Regions from separate parts of the Mus musculus genome. Here region 2 is linked to region 1. Evidence: chromatin loops called from intact Hi-C (ENCODE). Cell type or tissue: gastrocnemius. All regions are shown on one strand. Each heading gives the region's core, and the rest is flanking DNA. Links, peaks and the distances in the headings are about the cores only. Region 1 overlaps Rps6ka5 (ribosomal protein S6 kinase, polypeptide 5). Region 2 holds the start of Nrde2 (nrde-2 necessary for RNA interference, domain containing).

Region 1 (9,379 bases), core at 526-8,525:
CAGCCCCTTCCCTTTTAACAGATACTCCTTGAGACTGTTCTGTTTGGGTTAGCATTTCTTTTTCGGTTCCTTTTTGGTTCATGTGTCAGCCTAAGTCACTTATACTTAAGTCTTTGTAGGAGCAAATGGATTCTTTCCCCCATCCCTTCAGCCTGACTCTATCTGTATGTGCTTCATCTCATCTTCCACTCCTCCATTCACACTCTGGTCTCACTCGTCCTTCAAGCATGCCTAGTAGCTTCTGTTTTAAAAAATTTAAAAATAAGGAGATGATGGACAAATGAACTGACTTAAAAAGACAAAACAAACAAAAACCCCTGGGTGTCTTATCTTCCCTCTAGCTCTTTTGCTCCTGTTGTCTGTCCATGTCTGTATGTCTAGCTCTTTTATTCTTGTTGTCTGTCCATTCCTGTAGACTGCCTCCACTTACACATCAGCATTCCTAAGTCTACTCCTCAGCAGTTAACTGATGCTGTCTAGCCAGTATCACTTAGTGCTTTTCCTTCCTTACCTGGCTTATTTGTCCAATAGCCTTAAGCAATAAATGACTTTTGACCTTGGAGCTTCAGTTCACCAGCCTCTGGCTTACTGTTGCTTTGCAGTTTCTTCTCCTACTACCTTAGGCTTCTCCATGACTTCCTTTCAGGTCTTGTTAGCTGTCCTCTCTCCTTGTATGCCGTCCATATGTACTGCTGACTCTGACCTCTCTTCTGGGCTCGAGCCCTAAAGATGTCTGTAGTCTTGTGTTCCTTTAACTTCTAGGCACCTTGAACTCTACATTACTAGAATTGAACAGACCATTTCTTACCCAGATCTGCTTGTTTCAAAATCTGTAAATTCTGACCTCACATGATCTGGGAAATGTACTTATGTTTACCTTTTAGCAACTTACTTTTTATGTATGTTTAATACTGTTTTAATAGCAAAATTATTTATTTTATTTTCAAATGATACCAAGTACCTCCTATATGCTAAGTATTATAAGGGACCCTAGAAACAGGATGGTGACCCTAACAAATCATACATCTTAGATTTCTTATGTATATGCTTGATTATTTCTAGATAGATTTGCTAATTCTGAATTCTATACAGAACAAATTTTATTTTAGTAATTTTAAACATCTTTTTGTGATAATAACTACTTTGTATAGTTTGATAACTTTTATTGGTATTTTCCTTTTTTAGTTTTTTTTTTTAATTTATATTTTCTTTTTCTCAAAATTTGGTTAACCCCTTAAGGTTCTGGAAATAAAAGACAACATAAGTCTCTATAGACTAGGGTATGTCATTCGTAAGTGTTGTTTTGATCATTAAAAATGTTGGCTGGGTGATGGAGAGATGGCTCAGCAGTTAAGAGCATTTTCTCCTCTTCTAGAGGACCTTGGTTTCATTGGCAACACCAACATGGTAGCTCACAACTGTCCATAACTCTAGTCCCAGGGGATTTGGTGCCCTCTTCTGGCCTCCATGGGCACCAAAGAATACACATAGACAAACAAGCAGGCAAAGCACCCATAAATATGAAATACAACCAACAAATCCTTTTTAAAAAGAAATGTTTGTTGAGCTAAGCAGGCAATCTGCTATGTATTGTATTTTTAATTCTAATATGGAATAAGACAGTTGAAATAATAATATGAAAATAATATCCTTGACAAAATTATCTTTTTTATTCATACACAGTGAAATAATGTTGAGAATATATGTTCATGTATTGTTCACTATATAAATATGGCTTAAACATACTTTTGACATTTTGGCAGCCAATGTTTAAAATTTTTCTTAACAAACAAGAATCCTCAGGTAGACAAAAGTTTAAGTTTTAGTTAAGAAAAATAAATCCCCAACACTTAAAAGTGAGATAGCTAAGTTACAGCCCACTGTCATGGTATTTATGCTTAAAAGGAAAAGGCTAGAAGAGCATGACTAAAGAAGCAAAAGCAACCCCTTGAGCTGACGAGTTATCTGAATGTGTAAGCAGCACTCAGTTGTGTTGAGGATGGGATCTTTGGGCCTTTAGTTATTAGCCCTCCAGATCCTAATTTCTCCATCTATGACACAAGGGCTACCTTAGCTACTTACTGGACTGTCCTAGCAGTGTAACAAGCTCCTCGTGCAAGGATAGTCTGTATGTAAACACTGCCAGTATCCGCTTCTGTCTGTAAGCTATACTATTCAGATTTCAGACTATTGTGAGAAAAGTTAAAATTTATACACAAGAATCTTGTTATTCTTCCTTTGTTTTCTTATTTGCAGAAAGCTTGTATCTTTCTCTAATAAATGTCTAGTTAGTAACGCCATTTCCGGGCTTTGCTTAATGTGGCGTATATCTCGAGATGGCTAGGTGTGTTACTTTCTTTTGCTGTAATCAAGCATTATGACTGGAGGCAACTTATGAAAAAAAAAGAGAGTTGAATTTTGGCTTACAGTTCCTAAAGAATGAGTCTGTCATGGCCAGGAGGTGTGGTAGCAGACAGATGTGGCAGCTGGAACTGGAAGCTCAGGTCACGTCCTGAACTGAAAACATTAGGCAGAAAAAGCACACCAGAAGTAGGGCAAGGTTTTAAAATCTCAGAGCTCGCCTCCAGTGACATAATTCCTCCAGCAAGGCCATTCCTTCTAAAAATCCCCAAACAGCACCACCAACTGGGACCAAATATTAAAATACCAGAGCCTAGGGCAGACGGTCTCTTTGAAACCACAGTACTGGATCAGAGTTGGGATCCACACAAGCATTTTCAAATTGAGAAATAAATACACAGTAACTATGGCAGTTTGTGATTACCTCTACCTCCTGTCTTGATTGATTTGTAGTAACATGTATTCATGATGGATTTTCATATATATATGCTCCTGAAAAGCCTACTAGGTCTCTCTTAAATACTCCTGTCATTCATTTGCCAAAATAAGTGACTCTGGATAATTATTACTTTTTAGGTGAGTGGAGGTATTGGAAGAACACTAGAGTATAAAGTCTGTCCTTCACTTAAAACAGTTACAACTGGGCCAGAAAATTGGCTCAGTGAGAATAGGGACTTGATGCCAAGCCTGACCACCTGAGTTTGATTTATGGGACACACAGGGTGGAAGGAGACAACTGACTCTACACAATTGTCCTCTGACCCCCCACACACATAAATACATAAACATAATAGAAATAGAAAAGATAAACTATAAACTATTCCAATGTTACCATATTTCACTCTAGCCATTTGTGAAGTTTCTGCATGCGCCTCCCCTACCCCAGACATCAGGGCAGACGCTTTGCCCCCTCCACAGAGCAAGCACTAGATGAATCCACAGTTCACTGTTGCTTTTTCTTATGTCATAAATGACTGGCTTAGGTTAACCTTACTCAGGATATTGTTGTCTTTCCCCCTCTTTTTGAGTCGATGTATCTGAGACAACTTTTGAACTGACATTTTCCTAGTAACTTCTAAGTACTGAATACTTAATTTGTTCAAGAAATGTTAAATATTTTTATTTACTTGAGAAATATTTATCTGCTAGTTTTATCTTAATTATCTTTATTGTTTTGGGTTTTATTCTGATGAACTGCTGTTGGATACTGGTGTCCCTGAGAGTAGGCTAATCACACTGCCTTGGAGATCAGGGAAAGCATTTCCACGAGGTGTCCACTAGAGGGCCACTGGCCACAGCAAGAGTGGATGAGGTGCATCTGTCAGTGTAGGACTGTCACATTTACTTTCTGAGAAGCAAACAGAAAGTGTTTAAAACTATGTTGAGTGTCAGGAATAAACCCAGGGAAATTTAACACAATTTACTTTGGGATAATAAGATTGAAAATACATGATTAATGTTTGCATTCTGTAAATTTCTCTGTAAAATACTATTTATCAGATTTTTTTACAGTTTGCATATACTGTTTTTATCATAATCACCCTCCTTCCACAACTCTTTCCAGATCCTCCTTACCTCCCTATCCATCTAACTTCATTCTCATTCTCTCTTTCTCCCTCCCTCCCCCTCCCTCTCCTTCTCTCTGTCTCTGTCTCTCTCTCTGTCTCTGTCTCTGTCTCTCTCTCTCTCTGTCTCCCTGACTCCTAGACCCATGGAGTCCAGTTTGTGTTGGCTGAGTACTCCTGGGCATGGGGCTTGCTCTGAGGTGTGGTCAGTACCAGCTGTCACACCATTAAAGAAATGGACTTTTCTTCTCCTGGCAGCAATTAAATGCAATAGCTCCTAGAGAGTAGAAGGGCCTTCTGCCTGTCTCCCTCCTCTGTGTTTGGGTTTTGTCTGACTTGAACTTTGTCAGATATTATGCAGTCTGCCCAGTTGTATATGAAAAAAAATTACAGTGGCCTTGAAATGATGCACTCCTACCCCTCTGGGTCGTACAAGCTTTTAGGTGTGTGTGTGTGTGTGTGTGTGTGTGTGTGTGTGTGTGTGTGTCAGGATTGGGACAAGGTCTCACTATGTGATCTTGGCTGGACTAGAACTTGCTATGTAGACCAGGTTGACCTTAAATTCATAAGAGATCCTCCTGCCTCCGCCTACAGAGTACTAGAATTAAAGGCAGGTGCCACTATGCTCTTGGCTTTCTTACATTCTTCCTGCTTACCCCCACCACACACATAGATCCTTGAGCCTGGAGAGAGGGGTGTGGTAGGGACATCCCACTTGGGTCCAGCCACCAAACTCTCCTAGTCTCTGCATGCTGATGAGTCGTGGGTGTCTGAGCTAACTGTCCTCTACTGCAGGAAGCTTCAAAGATGAAGGCTGAGGGAGGAGTTCACTGATGGGATAGTAGCAAGTCATTAGGAGTCATTTTGTTGCATTGTCCATTTAGCAGAGTAATAGCAGTACATTTCTGCCTTGTGCATGTCTGTGTGTGTGCATATCCATGGCATGATGTGCGTATGAAAGCCAGAGGGCGAAGGTAATACAACACTGTATAAACTCAGCAATCACACTTTCAACTATGTACATTTTCCATTTTTTCCTGCATACTCAGGACTTAGTGAATCATTGTCTGCCAGTGTTCAGTCAAGGTATGGGAAGCTAATAGTGAGCCAGAGACACAAAAGTTTCCCCTCTAAGCAGGCAGCAGACATGTGTAAGTCATGTACCTAGATAGTGTATCTGTAATTGGTGGCAGGGAATCAGATTCCATAGGAAAGAAATGGAAGGATCAGGACACACTAGGTTACTCTGAAGATGCTTTGCTAAGAAGGGGACATGTGAGACGTGATAGTGGCCACGTGGGTATCTTGTGGGTTGTGTAGAACAAGTGATGGTTAGAGTAGTGGTCTAAGGACATGGAACCATGCAGAATAAGATTATTAGGTCAGAAAGGGCCTTGTAAGTGTTACAGCTTCTCTGTACAGGCCAGTAGCCCCTAGAGAATCTGAGTAGCATGGCCTGAACCGAGCTGTTTTAGAATGTAATTCTGCTTGGCATGGATGGTAACTCAGAGGGGGACAGGAAACAGGTTAAGGAAGCTCTTAGAGTATCAGCAAAGGATGGCATTGCCTGAGCCAACAGTGATGGAGAGGAGTTTCAGAGGTAGGCACATCTGGAGTGTATTTTGACAATAGAACTAATGGAATTTTTTTTTTAAGATTTATTTACTTGTTATATGTAAGTACACTGTAGCTGTTTTCAGACACACCAGAAGAGGGCGTCAGATCTCATTACGGACAGTTGTGAGCCACCACACGGTTGTGGGATTTGAACACAGGACCTTTGGAAGAGCAGTCAGTGCTCTTAACCACTGAGCCATCTCTGAGGCCCTAATGGAAATTTTTATGAGTTAGATATGGGATATGAGAGAGCCTGAAGAATCTAGGGTAGCTGCTAGAGCAACTGACAGGACTGAGTTCAGTTGGGTAAGCTGAAGTTACCTGATCCACAAGACATAAAAGCAGGTGTCTCCTTGCTATTATCAGTCTGGAATTTGGAAGAGAAATATACTATTATCTTGTATTTTTTAAATGTATATTAATGGTGTATCTTGTTATAAGTTGGAGTGTGTGTGCATGCGTGTGTATGTACATATATATGTTTGTGGCTGTGCACGTGTGTATGTGGGTATATGTTCATGTGTGTACATAGAGCCCAGATATTAATGTCAGGTATCTTCCTCTATTGCTCTACATGTTTACACAGAGCCTGTCACTGAACCTCAGCTCATCGAGACTGGCTGGCCATGAAACACAGGAACAGTGTTAATTGTGTACATAACTGCATAATTCTGTGAATTATAGATTCATCTGGATGTTTTATGTAGATAACCATATTAAAGGAATACATTGAAGTTGAAAGATAGCTGAGGTGGTAGAGTGCTCACTGTGTAAGCGTGAGGACCTGAGTCAGTCCCCAGCACACACATTAAAAGCTGAGGATGCAGGCATTATGCTTGTAGTCTCAGTGCTGGGGAGGTACAGACAAGGATCCATGGAGCTCACTGGCCAGACAGCCTAACCTAGTGGGTGAGCTCACTCAGTGATGCCATCACTGAGAGATGGCCTCAAAAATGATGGTAGCCCACACATGATCTGAGTAAGGACACCACCAGTAGATGCTAATGTGGAAGGGGCAAGGCTCACCAGCCCACTTCACACACCACATGATAGCGCTACTATTGACAAGTAGCAATGATTTGTTTCTTTTCTGTTTTCATGCCTTTTAGTTTGTGTATGTTTGGGAATAGCATATATACCACATGTGTGTGTGGTGCCCAAGAGTCCGTTCCCTTGGAACAAGAGTTACAGATGGCTGTGAGCCATCATGTGGGTGCTGGCATCAAACCCAAGAACTGTAAAAGAGCAGCAAGTGCTATTAACCTTCAGCTCATCTCTTCAGGCCCAGTATTTATGTTTTTAATAGGTAAACTTTATTATTAGTCTCTGCAGGCTTGTTTTTCTATGACAAAGCATCTTCCAGTTCCTAGAACACTCTACTTTTCTTGATTTTTTTCATTAGCTTTATATATTAATATCTGTTAGAAATGTTAGAAATTTGCTGAGCTGTGGTGGTACACGCCTTTAATCCCAGCACTTGGGAGGCAGGGGCAGGTGGATCTCTGTGATTTCAAGGCCAGCCTGCTCTACAGAGTGAGCTCCAGGACAGCCAGGGCCACACAGAGAAACCCTGAGGAAAGAAAGAGAGAGGGAATGAGGGAGAGATAAAGAAAGAAAAAGAAAAAAAGAAAGAAAGAAAGAAAGAAAGAAAGAAAGAAAGAAAGAAAGAAAGAAAGAAAGAAAGAAAGAAAGAAAGAAAGAAAGAAAGAAAGAGGGGAGGGGAGGGGAGGAGAGGAGAGGAGAGGAGAGGAGAGGAGAGGAGAGGAGAGGAGAGGAGAGGAGAGGAGAGGAGAGGAGAGGAGAGGAGAGGAGAGGAGAGGAGAGAGGAGAGTGAGAAAAGAGAAGAGAGAGAAGGGTTGATTTAAGTTGATGAATAGTTTTGCACACTTCTGCTTTGGTGAATATTTGATGAGTGCATTTCCACAGCTAGCATGGCCCATGTGTTTTGTTTTCTACTTTCATAACAGGTAGCTCACAGACTTATATAAGCACATAGGTATATTTAGACTTTAATTTTGAATCATTTTTGGTAAGTTGCTATAATTTTATATAAAATACTACATTATGTCTAAAATTCTTGGCTTTCATTTGTTCATAAAATTTCCTTATTGTTTTAATATTTGTTATACCTCCTGTAGTGTTTTCTTTTCAGTCACCACTGTTTACAATTTATAATGGTCCTGATCGTCTTGGTATTTGTTTGTCCTCTCGTAGTCTTGTATAAGACGTGCTCCACTCAGCCCACAGGGTTTCCCAGTTCTTTCATTAGTTCCTCTCTTCCTTTATTCTCTGTAAGTTACTTTGGTGTTTTTTTTTTCCCAAAGCTTAGAATTTTATAGTTATCTCACTACTAATTGACTTTTAAAAATAATAAAATAAGAACTTCTAGGAACAGCCTTTAGCTATCTCTCAAGTTCTGGTAATCTCTTATTTTTTCTAATTAGGTATTTTCTTCATTTACATTTCCAATGTTATCCCAAAAGTCCCCCATATCCTCCTCCCCAATCTCTTATTTTTACTGTTTTAAAACTCATTGTCATTTTGTCTCTGAGTGATGTGTGCATTATTTAGAAGTTGATTTTAAGACAATAAAGAATGAGATTTATAGTTGTTGTGTCAGATAAAATAGTACATGACTTAGACTATAGTGTAGCCTCTCTTGGGGATGAGCCTCCTTGTTTTTCCAATGCAGAGTGGCCAGCCCTGAAACCATACATACATAAACAGCAAAGACAGGCTCCGCAGATTGTATTTATTTATATTTGTACATACATACATACATACATACATACATACATACATACATACATACATACCAATAACAGCAAAAGAAAAGGTAGCTGTCAGCTTGAGAGTGGGGTTTGAATAGGTAGCTGGAAGGGGCTGGAAGGAAGAAAAAGAGAAGGAAAAGTTCTATTTACAGCAAAAAGATTTGAAAAGTAAACCGTTACTGCTAGTGACCGTCACATCTTTCTGGCACTAACCAGTACGTATACTTCATATACTCTTAAAGTCACAGTTACAGATAGTGTTTTAGAGAAGAAAATCCAGATTTTTAAGACTTTTAATTTGAAGTTTGTCTGCATCTATTCATTGTGTATGCATGTATGGACACATATGCCACAATGCACATGTAGAGATGAGAGGACAACTTAAAGGAATCTAAGTATTAAACTCCCTTGTTTACTAAGCCATCTTACCTGCTCTAGTTTGGACTTTTTATCAAATTAAACAGAGAAACCCTGTCTCGAAAAACAAAACAAAAAACAGAAAAAAAATGATTTTTATTGTGTCACACTGAGAAGGAAATCAGCATAATTTTAAATATGTGAAGCAGAGCCACCTATAAGAGGAAATGAAAGTTTTACTAAATTTTCCTACAAGGTTAGTTTTCTAAACAAAAATTAAGAGAAGCAATACCTTTAAATTCATCATAATTTTTGAGTTTCTAAAACTTGACTTAGCATTTGATGTTTTAGAAATGTCTTGATGGCATCTTTAAAAGTAATATCAAATGAAGCTGAAGAGATATGTCTTGCTTGCTGCTCTTGTATAGGAACTGGGTTGGATGCTCAGTACCTACATGGTGGCTCAAAATCTTCTGGAATTCCAGTTCCAGGAGATCCAGGGTCCTCATCTGGCTTCCTCAGGCCATAGGCAAAGACTCATACACAAAAAATAAAAACTAATTTTTAAAAATATGAATAGTAATAAATAACTTTGATTCATTTATTTTTTATATATTGCTGGAGGTTGGCTCTGCAGTGTTTTTGCTTTGTGTTCAAAGAGATATGGCATACTAAGTGCTATATTAACATAAAAACAATTTAGTTTTA
Region 2 (9,379 bases), core at 357-8,356, 450 kb after region 1:
GAGGTTTATTGAGAGAGAGAAGGGCAAAGTGGCAGTGGAAAGAGAAGGGGGGGGGAGGGAAGGAGAGAGAGAGAGATCGAGAGATCAGAGGGGCCTTTCTCTATATATGCATGGTGACATAGTCACAGGTAAAGGTGGGAGGTGAGCCAAGTGGATTCTGTGAATATGGTGGCTGCTGCCTTGGCAACAGGTATGGGGGTCTCGCTGTCACCTATGTGATGTCATGGGTTTCAGAGGTCTTGATAACAATAACTACCGCACTTCTTCCCTTAGCCATATATCCATAGAGCCAATCGGTGATCTGAAACCATTTCTGGTTTATGTTGAGAAATCCCTGGCACCCGCCCTGGAAATACCCAGAGTTTACACGTGGAAGCTAGAGTAAGGATCAGTGAAGTCAGTGGTTCTCACGTCCTTTGTGATGGGTTTTCTAGGCAGAAAAGAATATTCAAAACTTTCCTATTTTCTTGAGACAGGGTTTCTCCAAGTAGCCCTGGCTGTCCTGGAATTCACTCTGCAGAACCAGGCTGGCCTTCAACTTCGAGATCCACTTGCCTCTGCCTTTCAAGTGCTGGGATTAAAGGTGTGCGCCACCAGGTCTAGTTCAATACGTAACGTTTAGTTTAACCTAGTAGCAAATTTTGTAAAGGTCTGGCAATCACAGCCATAGCAAATTTAGTCCTATGCCCATTTGTGTGGAGCACGTAGTTTTCACCCTTACAAATGTTGAAAAAAAATAACAACCCTGCCAGGCGTGGTGGCACACGCCTTTAATCCCAGCACTCAGGAGGCAGAGGCAGGCGGATTTCTGAGTTCGAGGCCAGCCTGGTCTACAAAGTGAGTTCCAGGACAGCCAGGGCTATAAAGAGAAACCCTGTCTCAAAAACAAAAACAAGACAAAACAAAACAAAAAAAAACCCCAAAAATAACAACCCAAGTCCTCTGTAAGAGCAGCAAGTATTCTTAAGCACTGGCCTTTACCACTCGAACGTTGATCATTTAAACCAAAGGTCAGCACAGCTTTTCAGGAAAGGATCACATAGAAACATTGGAGACCAAGCAGGATTTCCAGCCTCTGCGGCAGCTACACTGAAAATTAATTCTGTACGTTTTCAAAATGTACTGGGCATTATGGTACATATCTTTAATCTCAACACTTGCGAAGCAGAGACTGGCAGATCTCTGTGAGTTTGAGGCCAGCCTGATCTACACAGAGAGTTCCAGGACAGCCTAGGCTACATAGAGAATCTGTTTTTTCAACATTTGTTAGGGTGAAAGCTACACACTCCATACAAATGTCTGTGTCTGCTAAACCTTTGCAAAATTTACTCGTATGTTACACTAAAAGTGAAGTTTTGTTTTAATTGAGAGAAAGGCAAGAGGATAAAGAGTCTGAGCCTGTACTACATACTGAGATCTATCTAAAAACAAAACAAAAAAAAAAAAAAACCAAAACAAAAACAAAACTAAAACCAAAAGACAGGGCAGGTGAGATGTCTCAGTGGCCATCAGCTCCTGCCACATAAGCATAATGACACACACACACGTACACACACACAAATTTTAAAAAAGTAAAAATCCTCCCAGAAAACAAAACTTTAGAAATCTGTATCAGTAACTTGATTATATATTAAGTTGTCCTTATGAATTGCTTACGAAAAGTCTCTTACATGTTTGTAAATACACAAATATCCACTACAGCAAGATTCCTTGTTATCAATACATTATCATGGCTTTCAAAATTTTTTTGAAGCCTTTCACATTTAATTCTTATTTTTCTGGAATAGAAAGAGATGAAACATTGGGGAAAGACTGTAACCATTTTAGTTAGTTTTGTTTTCTGTTTTGTTTTGAGACAGTGTGATAGTTTGTATATCCTTGGACCAGGGAGTGGCACCATCTGAAGGTGTGGCCTTGTTGGAATAGGTTTGACCTGGTTGGAATGGGTGTGTCACTGTGGGTGTGGGCATAAGATCCTCACCCTAGTTGCTGGAAGTCAGTCTTCCACTAGCAGCCTTTGGATGAAGGCATAGAACTCTCAGCTCCTCCTGTGCCATGCCTGCCTGGATACTGCCATGCTCTCACCTTGATGATAATGGACTGAACCTCTAAACCTGTAAGCCAGCCCCAATTAAATGTTGTTTTTTATAAGACTTGCTTTGGTCATGGTGTCTGTTCAAAGCAGTAAAACCCTAACTAAGACAGACAGGATTTCTCAGTGTAGCCCTGGCTGTCCTGAAACTTGCTTTGTTGATCAGACTGGCCTCAAACTCACAGAGTGAGTGCCAGTGCCTCTGACTCCAGAGTGCTGAGATTAAAGGTGAGCATCATCGTGCCCTGATGCAGATATTGATTTAATCAACTGAGATAACTTCCTGTCAGGTTTGGCGGAACTTGAGATTTACAGTTGAAGACAAGTGGATTCTACTGGCCTCCTTTTTCCAAGTACTTTTAGGGACCTGAAAACTTGGACATTTATTTTGGACACACACAGTTTACATGGTACACACAGTTTACATGGTACACGGAGCTGCTTGGATAGGTTTCCATCCATTCCTTTGTTTAGATGATTAGTCACATCTCTGGGTTTAGCTTTTTTTTTTTTCTAAACTTTATTTTATTGTGGTGCCCTGTGCACTTGGAGGTCAGAAGACAACTTTGTGGAGCCTGGATGAAACTCAGGTATCCATGCTTGCTTGGTAGTACCTTTATTATTTAAGCCATTTCATTGGCTCCTGCACCCAACCTTTTTTTTTTTTTTGGTAGGGGAATCTCAAAAATACTTTATAGGTAAGTATATGCATTTATTGTCAAAGACCTTTATCTTATTGGGACTTTGTACTCTTCTGTATTCCTAGGGTATTTAAAATGACAACTTATATTTGGATCACTTACATTTTGCCGTGGAACTTGTCACATCTCACATAGAAGCTAATTTTTCATTTCTTTTCTTTCTTTTTATTGGCTTTTTTTGAGACATCGTCTCTATACAGTTCTGACTCTCATGGAAATTACTATGTAGACCAGCTGGTGTCGAACTCACAGAGATCCACTTGCCTCTACCACTGAGTGTTGGGACTTAAAAGGGGTTTGCCCCCACACCCAGTTTAAAGCCACCTTTTAAATGCTTCTTATGGGTGAAACAATTGCAATTTGTACATGTATATGTGTACGTATACATACACTCACACACACAATCTTGCAGAGGAGGAAAATGAATCTTACAGAATTTGATTACTTTGATCCAGTTTAAAGGAGGCAATGTGCTTTTACCAGAGGAGCTGAATTCCAGTTTCCACACCTTCCCCCCTCCCAACTTCCTCTTCCGGTTCCTGCTTGTCCATTGTTCAGTGAAGCCGGAGGGCACTAACTACAAGGAAACTGTTCTTCCTCAATCTCACCCTCTTCCCTCCTCCCCTCTCTACCCTTTGGGTCTCCGCACCGCCTTGCCCAGGAGTTAAGCCTTAAAGAGTGCAGGAAGAACTACATTTCCCAGAGTGCCTCGCGAGTCACCGTCCTCCAACCAGAGCTCTCCAGACGGCGCCATTTCTGAGGCAGGAGTGGTAGTGCGGCCTGTGATCATGGCGCTGTTCCCGGCTTTTGCGGACGTAAGTGAGGCCTCCGGTGATGGGGCATTCAGGAAAGGTAAGCACCCCAAAAGAGTCGAAAAAGACATCCATTAAATTAATGGCAGATTTTCGGGCCTGGGTCATGGCCTTTTTTCTTTGCTTTGTTTATCCACCTGTATCCCAGAGTTCTCCGCGGCGCTGCAAAGCCTTCTGGGTCTTGTCTGAAGTGTAGGGCCAGAGGCTCTTTCAGGCGCTACGGTGGTCAAGTAAGCGGAGGGGAAACTAAGCCTACGATGATGTCTGGCGCTAACATTACCGTATTTTTGGACTTCATTCTCCTAGAAGCTGCAATGATACAACTCCATTGCAAAAGAAACCCTCTTAAAATACTTGCAATTGTGGTTGGCGTAATTCTGATTTTTCCTTACTAAATTGTAACCGTCAACAAATTCCGAGACTGTCTATTCATTGTAGCACACTTATTAGAAACACAGGCCCAAAATATAGACGTATTCAATAAGTGTGTCAGGATTGATAATGCAACCTGTTGCATGAACGAAACTAAGTAACAACAGCAACAAATCAGTATAAGGTAGTATGCTACAAATGTCATAGATGAGCCACAGTCAACCATAAAAATGAAACGTTCAGAATTTTGGAATGGTCTTCAAGAGGATATGATTTGTATAGATAAGAATTCAGGGACCTTCAAGGGGCTGTGGAAGAGAAGCATGGGATTAGAGAACTGGGTGCGTATTTTAAATGCTAAGACAAGTGTCAGCTATAATGAAGTTAACCATGGCAGGTAAATGCAGAAAATACATCTAATACTGAAAGTGTACGGTCAAGTTGAAGGGCTGGCAGTGGTGGCATACACCATTAATTTCAGCACTTGGGAGGCAGAGGCAGGTGGATCTCTGAATTCAAGCTCAGCTTGATCTACGTAGTGAATTCTTGGACAGCCTGGGCCACAACATAGAGAGACCCTAATCTCAAAAAAGACCAAACCAAAACAAAATATAGTTAAGAAAATTAACTATATATTATTTAACTATGAGTTACTGTTCAGCTTTCTTTACGGTTGGTTTGCTTATAGGGATCCAAAAGAAGTCAGAATTCTCTCTCTCTCTCCTTTCTCTCTCTTCTTTCTCTCTGTCTTCCTTTTCTCTCTGTCTTCTCTCTCTCTCTCTCTCTGAGAGAGGGGGTGTACTGGCTGGTTTTGTGTGTCAACTTGACACAAGCTGGAGTTATCACAGAGAATGGAGCCTCCCTTGAGGAAAGGCCTCCATGAGATCCAGCTGTAAGGCATTTTCTCAGTTAGTGATCAAGGGTGGGAGGATCCATTGTGGGTGGTGCCATCCCTGGGCTGGTAGTCTTGAGTTCTATAAGAGAGCAAGCTGAGCAAGCCAGTAAGAAACATCCCTCCATGGCCTCTGCATCAGCTCCTGCTTCCTGACCTGCTTGAGTTCCAGTCCTGACTTCCTTGGTGATGAACAGCAGTGTGGAAGTGTAAGCTGAATAAACCCTTTCCTTCCCAGCTTGCTTCTCGGTCATGTCTGTGCAGGACTAGAGACCCTGACTAAGACAGAGAGTTGGCCAGAAACCCACAGAGATCTGCCTTCCTAGTGTTGGGATTAAAGGCAAGTGCTCCCATGTCCAGGCACACTGCATTTTCTGCATGTACCCGTAGGTCCCCTTGAGTATGAAACAGTTTCTCTGCTCTTGTATTTTCTCAGGTGATATATTTGTTGAGGAAGCTGGTTATCCATCCTGAAGATGTTTCCCGCTAAATCTTCCTGTAACTTGCTCCTTTATTTATCCATCCCATTATTTCCTGGGAACTGATAATTAGATTTAAAGAGCCGATAAGATCTAGCTATATACTTTTTGTTGTTGAGGGTAGCTTGTTTGGAGTGCTGCACAAATATTAAGTCCTATCAGGAGGGTCCAATCTTTGATTTCAGTGATATTAAGGGGGTCCGTGTTGGGCATCAGATCCCCTGGGATTAGAGTTAAGATGGTTGTGAGCCTCCATGTAGATGCTGGAAATCAAACCTTGGTCCTTTGAAGAACAACCAGTGTGCTTAATCACTGACCCGTCTTTCCAACCATGCCATTACACCTTCATCTGATAATTTTGCAGTGATGTTTTTTATATTCTTGTGACAGGGTCTCACTGGGACCCAGATTAGCCTCCAGTGTGTAATCACCTTGAATGAGCAAAAGAGACTCAAAGAGTTTCTTCTGACTCTAGAACTTGCATTATAATTTTTTATGACAGGGTTGGGAATCTTGTGATTTAAACATCTTCGCAGTTCCTGGGCTGCTTCATGGGGTAGATCAACTCCCAGGAAAACGTCGACACCTTGAATGCCATTCTTACCTGTGTTTGCTGGTGCTTTTTGTACAAGTGAGTTCGAGCTTCCAGCAATCAGAAAATGGCAGTCCTAATCAAAATGAACGGCTTATTCTCAAGAGAACAAATATCTTCATTAATGTGATTGCTAACTCATTTTTACCATCAGCCTTGGAAATGCTGTTTGAATGATTTACCCCTGGAGGAGTGGCCCCTCATCTCTGAGTTCACTTAAACAGACTAGAAGCCAGGGCTACATTGTTAGGACAAGGTACAGAAATGGATATTGAACTTGGATGTGATACCCACTTATAAAGTTACCTAGTTTAGAAGCTTATTCATGCTGGCTTGCCCCTCTGCCTTTGGTGGAACTGAACGCAGGCCTTTTCAGTGGAGATGGAGGGTTAGTAAAGTGTCTTAGTAAGCTCACCACAGAGGTATGTCAGTGAGTCCTCGGTGATGGGCTGTTAGCTTACCTCTGTCAGATTTCTCTGAAGGTGTGTGTAGGTGCTCTATATCCCGGCAGTGGGTGGGCAGCACGTGACGTGGCGTTGAGGAGGTTATTTCCCTCTTTTCCTTTCTCATATGCATGGGTGTGTGAAGTACGGTGCCAGGCTCTCAGCAGTTGCTAACCTGAGATTTCTGTGCTGATCCCCAGAGGTTGGGTCTTCCAGATCCCTCTCAGGCTCCAGCTGCTTGCTTTCCTGCTGTTCCTTTCTGTAGTATAGTCTACCTGCTTAGTGATTCGAGTACACATATAATATATGACACCCTGCATAGTGATGAAAGTACATATGTACTACACCCTCCTTAGTGATGTAAGTGCACACACACACACACACACACACAGCACCCTGCTTAGTGGTAATAAGTACAGACTTGATTTCTGTCAGGCTCTCTAAGTTAGGAGGTTGTAAGTAACCACTGAAAGGGACTTGGTAGCCTGGAGAGATGGTTCATCAGTTAAAAGCACTGATTGCTCTTCCAGAGGACCCAGGTTCAATTCCTAGCACACCCACATGGCAGCTCACAAGCATTTGTAACTTCAAACTAATATCAAAGCAAAAAAGAAAAAAGAAAAAGAAAAGGACTTAGCAATCTGATGAATAAAATGTCATTTAATGTTAGATATTTCTGTCCAGGATTCTGTGTCACTAAAAATTGAATCTCACATCTCAGGTGTGTCATCTGACAGGCAAGGATATGATCAAGTATAAGCATCATATGAGCGGACGCTGTCTTGTCCATCACGGTCTCCCCAGTACCTGGAATTGTGCTAGGGTACATAGCAGGTAATCTAATGACTGACTACACAGTTGCTGTAAGGAATAGACGAGTCATATGACGGCTGCACTTCATACTTTGATTGGACTTTTGGAGGAGGTTAGAGCCTTTGGTGTGAAGATAAAGACAGACTTCACATCCTCTGCATTTCAACTTATTGAGTCGGTATTTTATGCTATGGCACTGTGATAGTGTGGGAGTGAGTAGTAACGGCTCCCACCCTCAAGGTGCTTCTAGTTTGTAAGAGATGAGCAGGAGGGGGAGCTGGAAACAAGGATGAAAGACTTGCAGACCAGTTGTTGTGTTTGCATGTATGTATGTATGAGTGTGTATGTATGTATGTATGTATGTATGTATGTATGTGTTTTGTCTGCATGGAGGTCTGTGGCACTTGTGTGCCTGCTGTCCTAAGAGGCTAGAAGAGGCTCTGTTAGATTCCTTGGAACTGAGTTACAAATGCCTGTGAGCTGCCACGTGGGTTCTGGGGGTCAAACTGGGATCCTCTGGAAGAACAGCTGGTGCTCTCCACCATGGGGCCATTTCCCCAGCCCTGGGTTTGTTTGTTTGTTTGTTTGTTGTTTGTTAATTGCCATTTTTTGTTTTGTTTTGTTTTTAAATGGGCCTCAAAGTCATAGAGATCTGCCTTTATCTCCAGAGCTGTAATGGAAGTCATACGCCCTTGCCACACTAACAATGATTAACCTCTCCTTAGCAGGATTTGAGTTGGCATAGAATGGTGTAGGAAGATGGACAAGCAGATAATGAAGTCACAATTTGGAAATTGCCCTGACAGCCTTACTTATGTACCCGTCAGGAGACTTTAGTTGAAGTTCAGAGTAGTCCATGGTATGGATGGTGCAGAGCCCTAGTGGAAGAAAGGAACAGCCAGGCTTCAGTGTTTGCCCTTGGCCATTCATTGAGCCTCCGTAGGCAGCAAGCTCACAGCCAGGGCATCCCTGCTGTTCCTGTTCTCTGTGTTGAACTCAGAGGTTTTGTTTTACAGTTCCTTGGTTAAAAAAAGTTTAAAATCTGTGGATGAGGTGTGGAAGCATCTCTCAAGTGCTTCTGGGATTGGAACTTGTAATGTGTGTGTCCAGTTGATGGCCTGTCAGGTCACTGTCTCAGAGCTGAGTTCATAACCCAAGAGTTTCAGGTTTTTAAAATTAACTAACTTATTTTATGTATACGAGTGCTCTGTCTGCTCGCTCGCCTGCACACCAGAAGAGGGCATCAGACCTCGGTATAGATGGTTCTGAGCCGCCATGTGGAGACTTCAGTTCTTTAGAAGGGTCTTCTTCCTCAGTGGCTGCATGTGGCAAACCCTTGGCTGTTTTCAGAGGAAGCCTGACAGGCCCTCTCTGAAGGCTTTGGTGAGTCCTCTGTGTTACCTTGTATAGTGGGACAACTTCGAACCCGCCAGCGATATAAATAATGACACAGAGGCTTTTTAATATTTAAAATCTTAGGTGTTTTGCGGGGTCATTCTCCCAGCTACTCTAACCCAACTGATCCTGCCTGGTACTGTGTCTGGCCATGTGGCCAGGTCTATCTGCTCCGCTCTGGTCTGTCCACCTCCGCGTCCCTGTCGAATCTCCCACCTTTCATCTTCTCCCAGCATCTCTCTCTCCCTGGAAGATCTGCCCTCTACTTCCTGCCCAGCTATGGGGTCATCAGCTTGGTTTTTTTTTTTTTTTTTTTTTTCCCAGCCAATCAGATACAATCCTAGATTGCCTTAGGCAGGTGAGAAAGATTTACACAATAGGAAACCCAGTTTCAAGCCATAGAAATGGCAACCCCAGAGTCCTGCTGGCAAGAGCCCTCTGCTACATACTGCTGCATACTGCTGTAAGAATTAGCAATTAAAAAGCAGATCGAATTCAAATAAATATTGAAGAGACACACCCTCACACACTGTACCGCAGCAGCCTTGTGTAGAGGCTGGTGTTTCTCCACACTTCTTCACCTGCTGTCACTGTTTAGCGTGTTGGTGGCGTGACGATCCACTGGGATGCTGGGAGAACATCTCTCCCTGTGCACCGTTTGTTCCATCTCTCCCCGCTTCCCCTTTGTTTATGGTAGAATCTGCTATGGAAATATTCCGATCTCAGTGAGCAACAAGGACTATTTTCACTTAGCTCTTGCCAGGAGTTAGGCCCAAGGGAAAGGAACG

What was found. A loop is a pair of places that touch in the nucleus more often than their neighbours do. Peaks named below come from ENCODE experiments on the same cell type or tissue, not always from the same donor. Only the 100,000 strongest peaks of a DNase experiment are listed, where the experiment ranks them.
Region 2: a loop joins it to region 1, with 4 times the contacts of the local background. A loop is called at or near these places in 3 of 42 quality-filtered maps.

Annotation. Positions count from the first base shown.
Region 1 is chr12:100,598,998-100,608,376 of GRCm38, reverse strand. All of the region lies in intron 5 of Rps6ka5 (ribosomal protein S6 kinase, polypeptide 5), which reads left to right. Among named protein-coding and RNA genes, the nearest start is that of Ttc7b, 83 kb to the right of the region's middle. In gastrocnemius, for the core only: CTCF peaks have their summits at 1,452 (motif pointing left) and 3,635 (motif pointing right); a DNase peak (open chromatin) is centred at 3,640.
Region 2 is chr12:100,153,806-100,163,184 of GRCm38, reverse strand. Nrde2 (nrde-2 necessary for RNA interference, domain containing) reads left to right here and starts at 3,532. Exons shown (of 14, transcript NM_001290303.1): 1 at 3,532-3,645. The coding sequence starts at 3,582. In gastrocnemius, for the core only: a CTCF peak has its summit at 3,659; DNase peaks (open chromatin) are centred at 3,525 and 3,746; H3K4me3 peaks cover 1,667 bases; H3K27ac peaks cover 1,581 bases.